2 separate regions of the Homo sapiens genome follow, and region 1 is linked to region 2. The links are chromatin contacts, found by Hi-C or POLR2A ChIA-PET in ENCODE. All regions are on one chromosome and are shown on one strand. The core of a region is the stretch at or near the end of the contact, and the rest is flanking DNA. Distances in the headings are between cores, read along the strand shown.

Region 1 (3,647 bases), core at 961-3,460, 80 kb after region 2:
TTATCTCATTTAAGCTTAGCAACAACTGTGAGTTATTTATTAATCCCAATATGCAGAGGGGGAAATGGCTTAAGTAATTTATGTAGAGTGATTATGTTAACAAATGGTGGAGCCATAATTAGAACTCTAATGGTCTTATTCTATATTGTTTCTTTAAGTAGTACATACTGTGAAAACATGAGTTATTTCTAAAAAGGCAGGAAGTTAAAAAAAAAATACAGGAGGAACAAGAAAACAGAACAGAAAGTAATAGAAAAACTTGACAATGTTAGCATATCAAACTGCAAAAAGTAAAAATCTGACCCAAAGCATTTGAGGCATAGCTAGAGCAGCAGGATATTTCTGTATATCCTGTTTAGCCAACTGTAGTTCCTTTCTTCAGCGGCATCCCTCAGCTCATGCCATGTACCGACACACATATGGGACCCAAAAGTTACCTCTGATCTCCCTTAAGCCAAGGTTCATGATAGTCTAGTACTGGCTTGTTATTTACAGGTACTAGGCATTTCAGAGATAATTCCTGCAAAACAGAATGGCTTGGTTAGCTGTGTATGGACCAGCTATTGCTGAATCAATACTCTGTAACAACTCAAAAAGTGGAAATGGATTAAAACAATAAATGCTAACTTCTGCTCATGAATCTGCAGGTTGGCTAGAGCATCTCTGCTTCAGGTTGCAGGGTCAAGTTCAGGTATCCTTCACATATCTTTCATTCTGGGACCCCATCTGAAGTAGTTACCTGGGGCAAGTTCTTCTTACAGTAAGTGCCGGAAGTACGAAAAAGCTGGAAATAACTTGCCATGCCTCTTAAAGCCTCATTTTAGAAATGGCTTTACAGTCAATTCCATCTCCATTCTACTAGTCCAAGCAAGCCGTATGACCAAGTCTAAAATCAGTAAGACAGGGATGTATGTATAGTTCACCTCAAGAGAAAGGGTGGGGAATGAATATTTGCTGAGCAATAATTCAATCTACCATAAACTCTAAGAAAAATTCCCAGAACAATTTCACTTGGATTCAATAACGACCACACAAACATAGCAAGATGTTGATCGAGTAACTCATTGCTATCAAATTCTCACATGACAAAGAGCTATGAAGAACAGTAAATATTTAAATAACAGAATCAAGATGCTAAAACTTCTCAACATACTGACACAGTGGAATAAACCTAATACAATAGAATCTCAAAGGAGTAAAAAGTCCTGCCATGGGTTCAGCGTAGGATGGTGAAGATCTGATTTAATAGCAAGATATGTAAAAAGACGTAGTGGTTTTTGAGTTTGAGCTCATTAAGAACCTTTAATGTGATATCACTGTTTAAAAAATAATGCCACTTAGCACATATTTAAAGTAATAATAACACAGTTGAGTGCCCAGTATATATGAAGTACATAGTAAAACTTTAAGGAAAAAATTAAAACATGACAGAAACTGTCTCATACCCACAACAATATTAAATTTGGTTCTGATTTCTGTATCAATGGCTTAAGAATAATGACAAGAAACAAGATAGGTAAAAGGTTTAAAACAGTTTCATAGGACGTTCAAGTGTGAACTAAATAAACTACAAATTTTTATGATTGGAAAGACTGGGAATGGGATGTAGACTACTAGAAAGAGATAAGAAGTATAAAAATTGTTTTTATCACACTCTGGGGACTGTGGTGGGGTCGGGGGAGGGGGGAGGGATAGCATTGGGAGATATACCTAATGCTAGATGACACGTTAGTGGGTGCAGCGCACCAGCATGGCACATGTATACATATGTAACTAACCTGCACAATGTGCACATGTACCCTAAAACTTAGAGTATAATAAAAAAAAAAAAAAAAAGAAAAAGGGGGAAAGAGAGACACCTGAAGAGTTGGATAATTCTTTTATACTATGTAAGGCATATTTTAAAGGGCTACCATTTTTAGAGGGTACGTTCTTACCAACTTTTTAAGGAGAGGATAAAATTTTGTGAAATCAATATTATGGTTATTAAAAGCACAAAAGGACCATAAAAAAAAAATTGTTTTCAAATTCCTAAAAGTCTATCATGTGTACAAGGAAGGTTTCTTAAAAAAGTTTTGCTCAAGATAAATAGAAACTAACTATAAGCTGAATGCTTTGAGAGAGAGTGAAATACTGTCACTGAATGAATTCAGGTAGAAGTTGCCAGGCCTCTCTATATAAGAAGTCAGTAAACTTTTCTGTAAAAGGCCAGAGAGTAAATATTTTTGGCTCTGCAGGCCATAAGATCTCCAGGGCAACTACCCTAATATACTATTGTAGTGAGAAAGCAGCCATAGACAATATGTAAACAAATAGGTATGTCCGTGGTCTAACAAAACTTTACTTACAAAAACAGGTGTCAGACCAGACAGCCCTAGTTTGCCAGCCTCTATATTAAAAAGAGGGCTGGACCATATGACCTTCACACCACTTCTAGCTCCAAGTTTCCATAAAAAGTCATTAAGCAATTCAACAATATGTAGAAATAAGTGAAAAAGACGTATTTAGATTGATATAGAGACATATCATATGCAGACATATATGTACATTTATAAACCATATAGAAAGAATATTACTATAAACATATATGGGACGGGTCACCTTTATCACAATGGATTTGAGCTATAGCTGCTGAATATATAAGGCTCTTAAATAGTTCCTTTCGTGGGACAACATTGGAGTAATCAGAAAATAGACATAGGAACCCAGGCCCCCACAATGGTTTTTCAGTAACAGGTGAACAAATAAGACATAAACTAAGACTGCTGTCCTTAAACAAGCCTTTCCATATCCACATGGGGAGATAATGGGAACATCTGCAAATTGCCTGCTTAAAGTCCCTTTATATTGGTTGAACGTTATGTCTCCATTCACTAACATGAGGAAAAAACCGTCTCACTGAATCTCAAATACAGCAAATGAAAACTATAATTAAGTTTTACCAAAGGCCGAGAATATCTACTCTAAGAAAAATAATATAAGACTCAGAACACCCCTTCTTGCTACAATGGCCTTCTATTAGTCTCTAGATTAGAACAAAGGTCCTCCAACTGTTTGTTACTGATACATAACAGGCAAGTACAGAAATTGAGAGTAAGCATTTAGAAAGTTTTAAGCAATTTGACATCAGTTAGTTTGTTATCTATAATGGAAATATTTTAAAAATCTTGCTGGGCACAGTGGCTCATGCCTGTAATCCCAACATTTTGGGAGGCCAAGGTGGGAGGATCGCTTGAATCCAAGAGTTCAAGACTAGTCTGGGCTAACAAAGTGAGACCCTGTCTCTACCAAACTTTAAAAATTAGCAGGACGTGGTGTCACACATGGTGCTGCCAGTGGTGTTGCATGCTGAGGAGGGAAAATCAGTTGAACCCAGGGGATTGAGGCTACGGTGAGCCAAGATTGCATTATTGCACTTCAGATTGGGTGACAGAGTAAGACTCTAGCTCTAAAAAATAAAAAAATAAAAAATTTAAATCTGAGAAAATGTAAGCATATTTTCATAATCTGTCATTGTGTCATTTAAATTTTAATCAGCCTATAATTTATAATTTAATATTTTTAGCTAAATTAAGGAAGTAAATAGGTATTTTTACACCTAATTTACAAACAGAAAAAGTTTAATGGGCTTTCCTTGGCAAAAAAAG
Region 2 (3,679 bases), core at 540-3,039:
GGTACAATGTAGATGCTCCAAAATTACTTTCTGAACAAATGAAAATAATTACAGATAAATAACACTGGTACTCTGTCCTTAAGACTGATAGATCTTTGCCTTTTAATTTGAAACTATAATTTATCATTCTGTTTCCTAGAAAATACCTTCAGGTTGACCTAAGCTTTTGTTCAGAAACGGTTACTCCTCTCCAGAGGCTATTTTTCAGATGTGCTATCTTACCTGTAGTTATGTCTTGATGTCTCATTGAAAGATAATCCATGAGGACTAACCAGGGCTGGGATTCCAATACATAGGATCAGAATAACTGTGGCACATGTATCTTAATGGAGAGCCCTGAAGAGGAACTCTTCTTGCCAAATAATACATATTTCCAATTATGCTGACAGATGATAAATTACAATATCCATAAATGGGGGGTTATTCTGATTTCCAAAATGATAGTGCTGGCATGGAATTTCAGAAGCCCTGCAAACTTTCTCTGTTCTTGGCAGGGTTAAAGGCTATAAACTATATACCCCATGAGCATAAGGCCTGCTTACAGAAGTCAGGATGCTCTGACCAGTCATCCTCACTCCAGAGACCAGCAGTGCTTCTGTGTACCCAAGGTTCATCCTTTGACCAACACTTCTCCTTGGTGCTTTAATGGTTTTATTATAGTAACATTAAAAGATATTTCTATAAATTGGTAAACAAAACAAAAATAAAACCCAGTTATCCTTTCCTTCAAAACTGATAGGTAATAATATTAAGGCTTTGTCCAGTGATTCATCTTATATGAAAAACATGGTTTTAATGATATACACACATATATACATATGCTACTACCTTTCATATAGATTTTCTTTGAAATCAATTTAAAATAGTATACCTGGGGTATCACTTAGGTGGCTGGTCTTCTCAGACTCCAGATGTCTCCTCCTCATTGTCAGCACTAAGTTAATACTTGAACTGTCCAGTGTAGCCATGTCAAAATCAGTGTTAACAGTCTACCTACTCCCTTCAAAAACCTTATGAGAGACGGAGCTGCATTCCAATGTTTATTATCTTCACCTACAGACTTTCTCCCTCTTGGATCATGTTAGAATGGTTTCATTTAATTTAATTTGGCTTTAAGTTATTTATATCAGGAATAAAAATCGGATTAGAACTGTGCAGAAAAGCTAGTTGGCATTTAGGTTTTGCCACCTCAGTTAATTTTTTAGAGTATGTGTCTGAGAAAGAAAGAGAAAAACACTGAGAGGGACAGAGACAAAAAGATGAATCTTTGTCTTAATTTTTTGAGGGTAGAGAGTATTTGTCCCATTTCCTTACTTCTTTGTGTGCCTTGCACAAAGTGGAACTTTAGGCAAAATTATCCTCCTTTAAGACACCACAGAATACAAGAAGCATCGAAGATATAAAAAACATTAAAAGACTAGAAAAAAGCCCAAATGTTAGAATCAATGAAATACGGTATGTTTTGACTAGTTAATTTAATAAGAAAACAAATAAAATGGCTTAACATGCAATTAAGTCAGAAATTATAAAGCCATGTCTGAAAATAGAGTTCAGCAAACTCCACACTATGTTATTTGTGATAAAGAAGCAAAATTCTTAGGCTTAAGTGATTTATTGGATGAAGTTTAAACACACACATTGGTTATGCTAGGTACAACACGACCAAATACACACAAGTGAGACCTGACCCTCATTATTACAGGAATAGGGGACTGGGCTCAGAAAAAGACTTGTCTGTGGCCAGGGACTATTTTAATCTGTGACTAAGCACCTCAGTGATGGAATATCATCTTTATTGTATTTTGTGACATGATTACATCAGCCTGAGAACCACAATCAACAGTCATCAGAATACCAGTAAAATGAACCCAACTTGCTGTTTCAAAGTGGTTTGAAAAAGAAAACTAGAGGGAGGTACTTGATAAATGACTGATAAAGCAAGAAAACTCACTAAAGCCACAAATGGCTAAGAATGTTGAACAGATAATACATATACCACTTCCTTTCTTAACCCCAAAATTAATGCTAACAGTGCTCACCACCTCAAGTTTTTAACCAACAATAAATATTACAGAATCTAAGAACACTACCAAAACCTAACAGTCTACAATCCAGTGAGTAAAAATACTTACAATTCTAATGTATGAAAATTGTCTTTTATCTAAAAGCCCTACAATAAAAGGTAATGGAAAAATATCATGTGTTATAGAAAACTGCATTTAAAACTAAGATAACAAATAATCATGTGTTCACATTTTAACCTGGTTGGTTTTAAAAAATCAAAGCTACTTTAGTGGCATTTTAGAATTCTTTCCTCAAGGTCAAATTTTTTTCAACCTCACTTAAAAACTATTGCTAGCACTCTCATGGCTCTCTCCAAGATTAATGGAGCCACTGGTTTCTTCTGTGCATTACTTTCACTCCCCTTTTCATAAAAGTCCATCCCTGTGAAATGCCACTGTCTGCTGCCACAGCCTGCCGACATCCCACTCACATACAAAGCCTGGTGAGATGCGAATTCTTCTATGAAGAAAAGACTTCCATGAAGAAAGGCCGCTGAACCTCTCCTTTCTCACTCATTTAACACCAATTTTGGGGTTAGGTATACAAAATGGGACAAAACATACCCCTAACCCCCACTGCCCTCATATTTGCCTTTGGAACCCAACCACAACATTGTGAGAAAGGCAATACCAAGAAGCCAAGTGCAGAAGCTCCAGCTGACAGCCTCGGGAAGGTCTGAGTCAATAGGCAGCATTAATGAGAAACGTGAGATAGCAAGCCCTCAGAATTCAACCTTCACATTTGAGTTTCTCTAGCTGATGTGAGTGGTACGGAGATAAGTTATCCCTACTGACCCCCCTGCCCAAAGTATAGACTTGAAGGCAAACTAAATGCTGTTGTTTTAAGCCACTGAGCCTTACAGTCATTTGTCATGCAGAGTAACACTATAAGTAACTGGAACAGGTCAAAATATAAAAATCAATCATATGTTTATATATTAATAAAAAGAACTGAAAGGAAAAATTAAAACCTAAATGTTACAGTAACATTGAGAAATATGAAATGCTTAGGAATAAATTTAACAAAATACGTGAAGACTGCTGAAGTAGACAGAACTATAAAATGATCCCAGTGACCCTTGCCCTTGTATAATCCCCTTTCCTTTGAGTGTCAGTAGAACATAATCACTCTTGTGATTATGCTACGTTAAATGGCAAAAGGGAGATTATCTGCGATTACCTAATCACATGAATCTTTAAAAGCAGAGTTTTCTCTAGCTAGTAGCAAAAAAGTCAGAAATTCAAAACATGAACAGGACTGGACACACTACTGCTGGCTTGGTAATGGAGAATTATGTACAAAGGACCTGAGAGCACCTCTAGGAGCTGAGAATGACCCCAGCCTACAGCCAGCAAGAAAACAGAGTTAAGTCCTACAACCAGAAGGAACTGGGTTTTGCCAACAACCTGAATGACCCTGGAAGGAGATTCTTCCCCAGAATCTCCAGATAAGAATGCAGCCAAGGTGACATTTGGATTTTGGCCTTGTGAAACCCTAAGCAGAGAACCTGGCTAAGCCTACTTGGACTTCTGACCTACAGAACTGTGAGATAATAAATGGAGGTAGTTTAAAACGTCTAAGTTTGTGGTGATTTGTTACATAGCAACGGAAATCA

The links. A loop is a pair of places that touch in the nucleus more often than their neighbours do. ChIA-PET counts read pairs that join two places held with the same protein, here RNA polymerase II (POLR2A). Pooled maps may share reads with other maps.
Region 1: a pooled map shows a loop between it and region 2 (4-fold over the local background). The contact joins two enhancer-like sites. A Hi-C loop is called at or near these places in 6 of 37 single-sample maps with no recorded cell type and 5 of 50 pooled maps. POLR2A ChIA-PET finds 5 or more read pairs at or near these places in 1 of 52 experiments (activated T-cell).

What each region holds. Positions count from the first base shown.
Region 1 is chr11:73,047,866-73,051,512 of GRCh38, forward strand. The region is part of intron 3 of FCHSD2 (FCH and double SH3 domains 2); the gene reads right to left. Among named protein-coding and RNA genes, the nearest start is that of FCHSD2, 93 kb to the right of the region's middle. Within about 2 kb of position 2,211, at least 2 of the 41 ENCODE cell types and tissues checked have a DNase peak (open chromatin) inside an H3K27ac peak, as active enhancers do.
Region 2 is chr11:72,968,207-72,971,885 of GRCh38, forward strand. All of the region lies in intron 8 of FCHSD2 (FCH and double SH3 domains 2), which reads right to left. Among named protein-coding and RNA genes, the nearest start is that of ATG16L2, 160 kb to the left of the region's middle. Within about 2 kb of position 1,790, at least 3 of the 41 ENCODE cell types and tissues checked have a DNase peak (open chromatin) inside an H3K27ac peak, as active enhancers do.